Regions from separate parts of the Homo sapiens genome. Here region 1 is linked to region 2. Evidence: chromatin contacts called from ENCODE Hi-C or POLR2A ChIA-PET data. All regions are on one chromosome and are shown on one strand. Each heading gives the region's core, a stretch centred on a gene start or an enhancer-like site at or near the end of the contact. The rest is flanking DNA. Distances are from core to core; before and after follow the strand shown. Region 1 overlaps JMY (junction mediating and regulatory protein, p53 cofactor). Region 2 overlaps BHMT (betaine--homocysteine S-methyltransferase).

What was found. A loop is a pair of places that touch in the nucleus more often than their neighbours do. ChIA-PET counts read pairs that join two places held with the same protein, here RNA polymerase II (POLR2A). Pooled maps may share reads with other maps.
Region 1: a loop to region 2 is called in a map of mammary epithelial cell, with 4 times the contacts of the local background. The contact joins two enhancer-like sites. A Hi-C loop is called at or near these places in 3 of 168 maps with a recorded cell type or tissue (Calu3, gastrocnemius medialis and mammary epithelial cell), 2 of 37 single-sample maps with no recorded cell type and 7 of 50 pooled maps. POLR2A ChIA-PET finds 5 or more read pairs at or near these places in 2 of 52 experiments (K562 and WTC11).

The regions. Positions count from the first base shown.
Region 1 is chr5:79,252,956-79,259,021 of GRCh38, forward strand. All of the region lies in intron 1 of JMY (junction mediating and regulatory protein, p53 cofactor), which reads left to right. Among named protein-coding and RNA genes, the nearest start is that of JMY, 20 kb to the left of the region's middle. RefSeq lists enhancers at 2,421-3,209, 5,153-5,814. Within about 2 kb of position 3,181, at least 2 of the 41 ENCODE cell types and tissues checked have a DNase peak (open chromatin) inside an H3K27ac peak, as active enhancers do.
Region 2 is chr5:79,129,258-79,135,482 of GRCh38, forward strand. It overlaps BHMT (betaine--homocysteine S-methyltransferase), which reads left to right. Exons shown (of 8, transcript NM_001713.3): 8 at 1,676-3,031. The coding sequence ends at 1,859. Among named protein-coding and RNA genes, the nearest start is that of BHMT, 21 kb to the left of the region's middle. Within about 2 kb of position 4,539, at least 25 of the 41 ENCODE cell types and tissues checked have a DNase peak (open chromatin) inside an H3K27ac peak, as active enhancers do.

The DNA.
Region 1 (6,066 bases), core at 1,931-4,430, 120 kb after region 2:
TGTTGTTTTCTGTTTGTTTTGTGGTCTCCTCTCTCTTTCTTCATGTCTTTTATTGAAGGTGATTTTTTCTGGTGATACTATTTAATTTCTTGATCTTTTTCTTTTTGCGAATCCATTGTATGTTTTTTATGTTTTTTGGTTTGAGGTTACCATGAAGCTTGCAAATACTATCTCATGACCCAGTATTTTAAGCTGATAACAACTTACCACTAATAAAGACTCTAATCTTAACTTTGTCTCCCCACTTTTTAACTTTTTGTTGTTTCTTTTGTTGTTGTTGTTGTTTCTATATATCTTATTGTAAGTTGTCTAACCGTTATTTTTGATTGGTTCATCATTTAATCTTTTTTTTTTGGAGATGGAGTCTCGCTCTGTCGCCCAGGCTGGAGTGCAGTGGCGCAATCTCGGGTCACTACAACCTCCGCCTCCTGGGTTCAAGCGATTCTTCTGCCTCAGCCTCCTGAGTAGTTGGGATTACAGGCATCCGCCACCAAGCCCAGCTGGTTTTTTGTGTTTTTAGTAGAGATGGGGTTTCACCGTGTTAGCCAGGATAGTCTTGATCTCCTGACCTCATGATCTGCCCACCGCAGCCTCCCAAAGTGCTGGGATTATAGGCGTGAGCCACCGCCCAGCCTGGTTCATCATTTAATCTTTCTAAGATAAGAGTAGCTTACACACCACAGTTACAGTGTTATAATCTGTTTTTCTGTTTACTTACTATTATCAGTGAGTTTTGTACTTTCAGATGATTTTTCTTTTTTGAGACAGGGTCTCACTCTGTCTAGGCTGGAGTACAGTGGCATGCAGTGGAGTGCAGGCTCAAGCAGTGCCCCCATCTCAACCTCCCTAGTAGCTGGGGCCACAAGTGTATGCCACCACTCTTTATTTTTTTGTAGAAATGGGGTTTTGCCATGTTGCCCAGGCTGGTCTCGAAATACTGGGCTCAAGTGATCCACCCATCCTGTCCCCTGAAAGTGCTGGTAGATGACTTTTTTTTTTTTTTTTTTTTAAAGACAGAGTCTTGCTCTGTCACACAGGCTACAGTGCAGTGGCTTGATCTTGGCTCACTGCAACCTCCTCCTCCCAGGTTCAAATGATGCTCCTGCCTCAGCCTCCTGAGTAGCTGGATTACAGGTGCCCACCACCACGCCCAGCTATTTTTTTTTTTTTTGTATTTTTAGTAGAGACGGGGTTTCGCGATGTTGGGAAGGCTTGTCTCAAACTCCTGACCTCGTTCGTGATCTGCCCGCCTCAGCCTTCCAAAGTGCTGGGATTACAGGCATGAGCCATCACGCCCCAGCTTGGTAGATGACTTTTTTATTGCTCATTAATGTCCTTTTCTTTCTGATTGAAGTACTCCCTTTAGCATTTCTTGTAGAGCAGGTCTGGTGTTAATGAAATTCCTCAGCTTTTGTCAGGGAAAGTCTTTATTTTCTCCTTCAAGTTTGAAAGGATATTTTTGCTGGTATTCTATTCTAGGGTAAAAGATTTTTCTTTCAGCACTTTATGTCATGCCGCTCTCTCCTGGCCTGTAAGGCTTCTACTGAAAAGTCTGCTACCAGATGTATTGGAGCCTCATTGTATGTTATTTGTTTCTTTTCTCTCACTTCTTTTAGGATCTTTTCTTTATCTTTGACTGTTGGAAGTTTGATTATTAAATGCCTTGTAGTCTTTAGTTAAGTCTTCTTGGTGTTCTATAATAACCTTCTTTTACTTGGATATTGGTATCTTTCTCTAGGTTTGGGAAGTTCTGTGTTATTATCCCTTTGAATAAACTTTCTACCCCATCTCTCTACCTCCTCATTAAGGCCAATAACTCTTAGATTTGCCCTTTCGAGGCTATTTTTTAAATCCTGCAGTCACACTTCATTGTTTTCTCTTTTTTTTTTCCTCTTGACTGTATTTTCAAATAGTCTGTCTTCAAGCTCACTATTTCTTTCTTCTGCTTGATCAGTTCTGTCATTAAAAGCCTCTGATGCATTCATTCTTCAATATGCCAATTGTGTTTTTTAGCTCTGGAATTTCTGCTTGGTTCTTTTATTTCAATCTCTTTATTAAGTTTGTCTGATAGAAATCTGAATTCCTCCTCTGTGTTATCTTGAAATTCTTTTAGTTTCCCCCCAAAAAAGCTACTTTGAATTCTCTGTCTGAAAGGTCACATATCTCTCTCTCCTTTTTTTTGAGACAGGGTCTTGTAGTGGTGCCATCTCGACTCACTGCAACTTCCACCTCCCAGGTTCAAGGGATTCTCCTGCCTCCGCCTCCTGAGTACCTGGGATTACAGGCACCCACCACCACGCCTGGCTAATTTTTGTATTTTTAGTAGAGATGGGGTTTCGCCATGTTGGCCAGGCTGGTCTGGAACTCCTGACCTCAATTGATCTGCTTGCCTCGGCCTCCCAAAGTTCTGGTATTACAGGAGTGTGCCACTGCACCTGGCCACATATCTCTGTTTCTATAGGATTGGTTCCTGGTGGCTTATTTATTAATAGTTCATTTAGTGATGTCATGTTTTCCTAGATCATCTTGGTACTTGTAGATGTTCATCTGTGTCTGAGCATTGAAGAGTTAGGTATTTACTGTGATCTGCACTGTCTGGGTTTGTTTGTACCTGTCCTTCTTGGGAAGGCTTTCCACATATTCTAAAGGACTTGGGTGTTGTGATGTAAGCTGTATCTGTTTTAGGGGACACCCCAAGCCCAATATTGCTGTGGTTGTTGCAGACTCATAAAGGTACCACCTTGATGGTCTTGGTCAAGATGTGAAAGAATTCACTGGATTACCAGGCAAAGACTCTTGTTCTCTTCCCTTACTTTATCCTTAACAACAGAGTTTCTCTCTCTGTTCTGAGCCATCTAGACCTGGGGGTGGAGGGACACAAGCACTCCTGTGGCCATCACCACTGGGACTGTGCTGAGTCAGACCTGAAGCCAGCACAGCACTGGGTCTCCCCCAAGGCCTGCTATAACCACTCCCTGGCTACCGCCTACGTTCATTCAAGGCCCTAGGGCTCTACAATCAGCAAGTGGCAAAGCCAGCCAGCCAGGCCTGTGCCCTTCCCTTCAGAGGGAAGAATTCCCCCAGGTCCCTGATGGGTCCTTTCTGGAAGCCAGGGACTAGAATCAGAAACCTTGGAAGTCTACCTGGTGTTCTATTGTATGGCAGCTGAGCTGGCACTCACACCACTAGGTGGAGTCCTTCCCACTTTTCCCTCCCCTTCCCAGTGGCAGAGGAACCTCATCCCAGAGGAACAAGCCCAGGGGGAGTACTGGCAGACTGCTGCTGATGTTCCCTTCAGGCCCAAGGGCTCTTAAGTCAGTTTGTGGTGAATGTTGCCTGGCCTGGGACTCACCTTTCAACCACCCTTCAGGGCAGTAGCTTCTCCTATAGTCCAGGGCAGGTTCAGAAATGCCATCCAAGAGTCAAGTCCTGGAATCAGGGACCCCATGAGCCCACTTGGTGTTCTACCCCACCGTGGCTGACCTGATAGCTAACCTGGTGCCAGGAATCAAGCAGAAGTAGTCTCGCCCCACCCCATAGCTACCACAGCTGAGAATGTGCAGAGTCTCGTAAAGGGTAATTTGCATCATCTTGCTCTGTCCTATTCCCCTTAGCTAACTTAAAAAATGTTTTTTAGGGATGGAGTCTGTGTTATCCAGGCTGGTCTCGAACTGTTGGCCTCAAGTGATTGTTCCTTTTTGGCCTCCAAAAGTGGTGGGATTACAGACCTGAACCACTGCACCTGTCCTTCTTTCTTTCTTTTCTGCACCTGTTCCCATTGTGCTGACCTTCCTGCCTTCCTCCCTCCCCCACCCTTCCTTTCATTTCTTTCTTGCTTGACAGGTTCTCCATCGCCTAGGGTTGCGATCATAGTTCACTGCAGTCTCAAGTCTTGAGCTCAATTCATCCTCCCACCTCAGCCTCCCTAGTAACTAGCCGATATTACAGGCATGAGCCACCAGGCCCAGCCATAGCCAAGCCTTTTAAATGCATTATTTGCTGAAGTCACTATACACAGTCCTATTTTTGCTCCATTATGTACACCATCACCACTGCCTTTTTTTTTTGGTTAAGTTCCACATTCCTTATTTTATTATTATTATTATTTTATTTGATTTTATTTTTTTTTTTGAGATGGAGTCTCACTCACTCTGTCACCCAGGCTGGAGTGCAGTGGTGCGATCTCGGCTCACTGCAATCTTTACCTCCCAGGTTCAAGTGATTCTCCTGCCTCAGCCTCCCAAGTAGCCGTGATTACAGGCGTGAGCTACCATGCCCGGCTAAGTTCCATACTTCTTTCTAGGTAGGGCCAGATCAGGTCCCTTCCCTATAGAAAGTCATTTCTGACCACTGTAAGAAATCAGAGGCTGGACATGGTGGCTCATGTCTATAATCCTAGTACTTTGGGAGGCTGAGGTGAGCGGATTGCTTGAGTCCAAGAGTTCAAGAGCAGCGTGGTGAACATGGTGAAACCCTGTCTCTACAAAAACTACAAAAATTTGCCAGGCATGGTGATGTAAGCCTGTGGTCTCAGCTGCTTGTGAGGCTGAGGTGGGAGGATCACCTGAAACCAGGAATGTCGAGGCTGCAGTAGGCCATGATTGCACCACTGCATGCTAGCGTGGGCAGCAGCGTGACCCTGTCTCAAACAAACAAGAAAAAATCAGAAATTGTGTTAGAAATTCAGAAATCAAAGAGGCTTTATGTTGACAGCTGATATCATCCATAACTGCCACCCTGGTTTTTCTCTTTACGGACCCCTCATGCCCCTTAAAGTGCATTGTAAGTCCCTAAGAGATGAAAACAGATTATCTTTTTTTTTTGGAGACGGAGTCTTACTCTTGTTGCCCAGGCTGGAGTGCAGTGGTGCAGTCTCGACTCACTGCAACTTCTGCCTCCTGTGTTCAAGCAATTCTCCTGCCTCAGCCTCCTGAGTAGCTGGGATTATAGGCATGCACCCCAACACCTGGCTAATTTTTGTGTTTTTAGTAGAGACAGGGTTTCACCATGTTGGCCAGGCTGGTCTTGAACTCCTAACCTCAAGTGGTCCGCCTGCCTCAGACTCCCAAAGTGCTGGGATTACAGTCATGAGCCACTGTGCCCGGCCTTTGATTTTTTATACATAACATGTATGTACAGAGTGTGTATGTACATTTTAATGAGAGGTATGTATTTTCCCAGGGGTAGAACACAGTCAAATTTACTGAAATTTACTACTTATCTACAAAGGAAAGAATCTGAAAATCATTTTAAATATCAGTTTCTACAATATTTATCTTTGAACTAAAAAGAAATAAAAATATCAGTTTGGAGCATTACTTTATAAATTCAGATATTAGGGCTTTTTTTGTTTTTGTTGTTTTTTTTTTTTTTTTGACAGGGTCTCCCTCTGGCTGGAGTACAGTGGTGTTACGGGATCCTTGGGGTGTCGCCTCACCAGCCAGAAACTTGTGTGGCCAGTGGTGCCTTTGCCTGAGTTTTCCTCTGGCCTGCTGGGCTCATTCTACCCACTCAGCCTGGCAGGCTGTGCTCAGCTCCTGCTACCAGTCTGGGTCCCATGCCTGCCAAGGGAGAGCCAGTCATGGAGCGGTGAGGGGTGTGTTAGTGAGCGTGGGGTCTGGCCACTGCATACAACCAGGCACTCTGGCGGTGGTGGGGCGGGCAGCTCCAGGTGCCAGTACTGGCACCAGCTCCCTATGAGGCTGTGGCTGGACCAGGGATACCATAAGCAGTTTCCATGGCTGACACCAGGGAATGCAGTGTGGTGCCTGGAAGCTTGGAGACTCCAGGAACTGCAGCGCCTTAAAGAGGGTGTCACCGCTCTGGCTTGGGGAGCTCCTAGGTCTGGGCTCCCCAGAGGGCCACAGCTCTTCTGTCCTCTTGTTGGCTGTAACATTGTGGGCAAGGGGTGTTTCAGCCCTGTTTGTGTTACAGCTCTTTTAGCCCTGCCATTCCCTGGGTCTTGAGTTCTTGTCCTGCATCCAGCAAGAATGAAGTACACAGACAAGAGACAAGTGGAGAGTGAGCAAGACAAAGAGGAGCTTTATTGAGCAATAGAACAACTCA
Region 2 (6,225 bases), core at 3,289-5,788:
AGATGTGCATAGGTGTGCAGGGTCTGAGCTAATGTCCCAAGGGGCAAAAGGCAGAGAGAGGGTGAATGAAGGATTTCTAAGAAAGCTGATGCCTGAGTTGAATTCTGCGAGAGGAATTACATTGCTAGAGGAACAGCCCTCAGGAAAGCACTGAGAAGTGGAAAGAGAATGACACATTGAGAAACTGGAAGTTTGAGAATAGCAGAGACAGAATTTGGTGAAAGACACCTCCCAGGAGGAGGAGGCAGCCTCTTTATTCATGCTCAGGAGTTATGTAGGACCCCATCCCAAAGGCAAAGAGGAGCCTGGGTGGTCTCAGGTAGCCCAGGGCAAGGTTAGATTAGCAAGTTAGCAAGTTGTAATCGCCATGTGAGGAAGACTTGCTAGGAGGGACAGCAGACAGGTTGAGGCCTGAGCTAGAAGGAAGCAAAGGAAATAGAAGGGCAGAAGTGGAGCCTGCAGAGTGAGAGGTGCAGAAGTTATCCAGGGTTTGGGGAAGAATAACCAAGGTGAACTCAGCTGGCTCATGAGGATGTGAGGAAGGACAGGTAGTGTAAGTGGAATAGACAGTACTCCTATCCCAAATTTTCCCTGTACATATATTAAAAGAAGAAATTCAAGGTGGGCATAGTGACTCACACCTGTAATCCCAGCACTTTGGGAAGCTGAGGCAGGCGAATCACTTGAGCTCAGGAGTTTGAGACCAGCCTGGGCAACATGGCGAAACCCTGTCTCTACAAAAAGTACAAAAATTAGCTGTACTAATTTTGTACCTATGTGGTGGCATAGGCCTATAATCCCAGCTACTCAAAAGGCTGAGGCAGAAGAATCACTTGAACCTGGGAGGCGGGGGTTGCAGTGAGCCAAGATCGTACCACTGCACTCCAGACAGGGTGACAGAGTAAGACCCTGTCTCAAAAAAGAAATTCAAAGTAACTTTAGACTTACAGATTGAGGGGAGGGGGTGGAATTTTTAGTCCAGATTAATGTGTGTTTTAATGGATGCACTCTGAGAATCCAAAGATGGCTCCCTCAATGTGCACTCATAACAGAACAAGAAATCACATCAGTTTTTACATCAAAGGGCACCTTCTATGACAAAAACCATTGTTAATGAGGCAGATGCCTCTGGAGGAAACACTGTAAAAAGCCTTCCAGCAGAATGGACCGCTTCCCAGTCCCTCAACTGCTTCTGATGTTTCTTCTCATCTACAAAAGTAAAATACAGTGTACAGTAACCTTTTAATCAAAACACAGCATCATGGATGGAGACAAAGCCTGTTGCTGATGGTTGTTGCTGTTCAGCAGCTGACACGGGTATTCTAGTGATGCTACTGTGCTGCTTAGTTACCCTGAGCACATGATTTTTTCACTGTGTTAATGGTATGTCATACTTTTCCTGTTAAGTATTAATGTGTGGATAAGTGTAAGCAAATGATTGTTTATCAGTAGCATATAAATTCGTAGTCAGGAATCATGGTGAAGCCAAACAACCACAGACTGCCCACACAGGTGGCTGAGATTGACACCTTTGCTTTTTAATGTCTGATAGGCAACTTTGTGTGCTGCGTGAAATTATTTAAAATATTATATAATTTTTAAATGGTTCCATGATATAAAGACCAAAGCTAGGGGAGGAGTCTGTTGTCTGGTGTCATGTGTTTTGTTCACACAGGGCCAGGAAGGAATACTGGGAGAATCTTCGGATAGCCTCAGGCCGGCCATACAACCCTTCAATGTCAAAGCCAGATGGCTGGGGAGTGACCAAAGGAACAGCCGAGCTGATGCAGCAGAAAGAAGCCACAACTGAGCAGCAGCTGAAAGAGCTCTTTGAAAAACAAAAATTCAAATCACAGTAGCCTCGATAGAAGCTATTTTTGATGAATTTCTAGGTGTTTGGGTCACAGTTCCTACAAATACGGAAAAGGGGGTTAAAAAGCAGTGCTTTCATGAATGCCATCCTACACATATTATTGCTATTACCTGAACAAAATAGAATTACAAATAGCACTTGATAATTTTAAAGTATGTTTTAGAAATTTTCTTAGGAGCAAAATAAGTACAAAGTAAATCTTGAACAGGTTCACTAAGCACCCACCCTGTGAAAAGTATTATGGAAATCACTGCTGCACAGGAAAAGTAATTCAGATGTTAATGCCACTTGAAGAAGTTGGTAGGCTAGCAAAGAGGATGAGACATGAACTGTCATAAAGGACTCAGCAACCAGCCAGGGACAGATAAAGCGCTATGGAAAGGGGCTTCCAAGTTCTTTTGAACATGACCCTTAGTAACAAACACAATTTATATAATGACCCAGCAAAACACATCACATCTTACTGTCGAAATTAAATGTGTGATCCATCCTAGTATTTTCTGTTCCATTCCTTTTCATTCTATTTCATTTATAAAACATGCTAGTTGAGACTTTTCAAATGGATTTTTATGACCCACTACTGGGTTTGGATCCACAGTTTGAAAAATATTGCTACAAGACACTTAAGGAGACCATCCTGTTTAAGTTTATTCTTATAAGTAGGTCAGTCATATGAGACCTGATCAATAAATATCCAATACCCAGAGTCCTGCTCTCAGAGTTCTTCTGTTTCGTGACCCACTTTTCTACCAGTAAAAGACATAGACCAATGGGGAGGAGGGGAGGAGAGATGGATATTTCAGCCCTCTCCATCCTAGTCAACACTGGATCCACCTAGTGCCTCTGGGCCATAAGGCTGAGCAGAGTGAGCTTGTATTAGTTGGTAGCTTTTAAAAAATATAATAAGAAAAAAGTAGAGATTCTCCAAACTCTAGCCTGGTTTCCTAGATTGAGAACTATGATATTTTTCTCTGATAATTTAATATCTACTCTCCTACAAAAGCTCAAGCCTGAAGATACAAGACTATTAGAAGAAACATGACTACCCTCAGTGTATTAGAAAAGAGGTCATGCAGCTTTCTAAACATTATTGAATTGTTTGAGCTGTTTTGAAATTGTAATTCTTTTCAGCTATTAAAAAGAAGAGCAATGAGACTATATTGCTTGTATTTTATTCTTATCCTGGTTCTACAATTTGCTAAGTCTTACATGAAACCTCTATACCTCAATTTCTTCACCTATTTAAAAGAAAAACCTACTTCACAAGTATGCTGGAATTTTAAAGGAGCAGGTGGCAGTATTTAAAAGGAAAAGAGGCCCTACTGGCTCTTTCTGGAGAGCCAGTCAGGGAATTCTAGAAAACAAAAATAGGCCAGGTGTGGTGGCTTACGCCTGTAATCCCAGCACTTTGGGAGGTGGACGGATTACTTGAGGATAGGAGTTCAAGACCAGTTTGGCCAACATGGTGAAACCCTGTCTCTACTAAAAATACAAAAATTAGCCAGGTGTGGTGGCACACACCTGTAGTCCCAGCTATTCGGGAGGCTGAGGCATGAGAATCACTTGAACCTGGGAGGCAGAGGCTGCAGTGAGCTGAGATTGCACCACTGCACTCCAGCCTGGGAGACAGAGTGAGACTCTGTCAAATAAATAAATAAATGGAAAGGCAAAGAAATTGCTAGAATTTTGTTACTAAGAGTTAATAATCCACCCCTAATCCCTCAATGCACAGAAACAGAGCCAAAGCAGCACAACTTTCAGAGGCTGCATATGGCTAGTGGAAACAAGAGTGAACTCCACTTGTTTTTTGTTTTTTGTTTTTTTTTTTGGCAAAGTTGTTATCTATCATTTCTCTTATATTCTCAAACCAAGCTCAGTATTTAAAGCTTTCACTCACAGATGACATTTTATTGGACTTGCTGTTCTATTACTGTGTAAAATGCATGTTCCTTTAATATTCTTTTCAGAGTTTTGTTGCCACCAAAATATTATAACCTTTAATCATTTTTATATCCATCGTTTTTTAAAATATTTTTCTGAAAAGGAGCTATGGTAAAGACATTCTTGAATTAAATTATATGTCAACACTGCCTCCTAGTGGTATAGTTCATATTTTGAAATTGTTTTTAAAATTTCAGTCCCTCCTCCAAACATGTGCATTTTATTTCCAGAAATCTTGTTCATTAAGAGAGAAAGCTCATTTAATACCTAAGAGTTGATTTATGTTAAATAGACATTTCTCACTGGTAAATATTTTTTATGGACTCCGAACCAGAGGGACCTTAGAGATCAAAAGTCCAAACTATCCTTTTAAGGATAAGATTACCAAGGCAGGATGCAAAGTCAGGAAGCACTTCTCACTATTCCAAGGCTGTCAAGAAAGACGGCTTTAGCTTAGCCTTTTGTAGGAAGGGTTGGGGAAGCTGGGGGGCAGTACCAGAACAGATGGTCCACAAAACTAAGGAGTCATCCTCCAGCCAGGAATAAAATAAAGGTCTTTGGCGTTACTCAGAGTAAACATGAACTCACTAAATAAACTGTTTGCAGTTTGTACTCTGACACTTCTACACACTGTAGCAAACCACCTTTGGATAAGACAGCCAAGCCAACGCAGACCCCTAAAGGAAACAAGAACTGCGCAGGAATGAATCAAGAACATCCGTTCCCAACTTCTCCAGATGGGGGCAGCAGGTCGCCAGCAGGAAATGCATGAGTAACCTTATTTTGTTTGAACTTAAGTTATTTCATCAGGCTAAGCTCTAACAGTTTTGGTCAGTTTTTTCTTAAGACATGTGGATCTTTGAATCACATCCAGGACAACGCACCCATCAAGAAAAGCCTTTAACAAGTTTGAGTCAGGAATTAAAAAAGAGGAAGGAAGGGAGAAAGGGAGGGAAAAAGGGAGGGAGAACGGGAGGGAAGGAAAGAAAGGAGAGAGGGAGGGAGGGAGGAGAGAGGCAGGGAGGGAGGAAGGAGGGCGGGGAGGGACTGCAGGAGAGCAGGCAGGCAGGCAGGCTTTATGCATCTCCAACTAGATCCCCATTTTCCCCAGAAACGTTTTTTTTTTTCCAGCCTTCAGCACACTGAAGGGCTTGAGGGCTTTATAGACTGTTCTCCCAAATAGCCTCCTTGATAGTCAATAACATCCACTCAGTCAGTCTGGAACCTCCCACGTGTTACCTGCCAGGTCAAGGACCCTGGCTCTTAGATAACAAAGGAGGAAGAAGTCAATTTCAAGAGAGAAAAATAGGACTTATGAACGGCTTCAGAAATAGTATGCCTGGTGGGATGTTAAACGACAGAATTAGAGATAGCAAGGTATAATATTTCTAAACATCTTCAGGAAGGAATATTTAGTGTTTGAACAGAAAATGATGAAAGGCAGGCAAATGCAAAGAATTCTCAAAAATGGTAACAGGAAGGGTAGGATCCTTTGGTAAAATTGGTGGGAGTGTGGTGAGAGAAAGGAATGGCCAGAAAATGCTTCCGGTTTTCAAGCAGCTGGAGGCATTCTGTTGGCATTGGATAGATGAAAAATTAAGATGATGGAAAATGAGAGAGACAGATGTCATCATTTATGCTGCTGTGAGTTACAGGAATAATACCAAACAAGTCATGTACAGCAAAACAGTAAAAACAGGTTAATTTATATGCCATGAAATCAAACGCATGATCATTTTAACTTGTGGTTAGATGGTTAGATGTTTACATTTAAATTTATTAAAGCTTCCAGGCTGGGCACGGTGGCTCACGCCTATAATCCCAGCAGTTTGGGAGGCCAAGGCAGGCAGATCACTTGAGGTCAGGAGTTCAAGACTAGCCTGCCAACATGGTGAAACCCCATCTCTACTAAAAACGCAAAACTTAGCTGGGCGTAGTGGCAGGCGCCTGTAATCCCAGCTACTTGGGAGGCTGAGGCAGGAGAATCACTTGAACTTGGGAGGCGGAGGTTGCAGTGAGCCGAGATCGCACCACTGCACTCTAGCTTGGGCAACAAGAGTGAAACTCCATCTCAAAAAAATAAATAAATAAAAATAAAAATAAATAAATTTATGAAAGTTTCCTATGTAAATACTTACATGAAATGTATTAAGGGAAACATTTCACTTATTTTTAATAAAAAGATATTTCTCTAAATGCCTGAACTATCTTTAGCAGTCATCACTTGCATGCAAACTGTTAATGTACCCTTCAGAAATTATTCCAGTTTGTTCTTTTGGGCAGGTTCAGTAAGACCTCTGCTTGGCCCCATTCTGTGGTTATTTGTTCCAATTTACTACATGATCTTGAAAGGAAAAAGCTGAATATCTTTTTAAATAGTTCAGACTTTTTCTCAAGTCAGCCTGGTCATT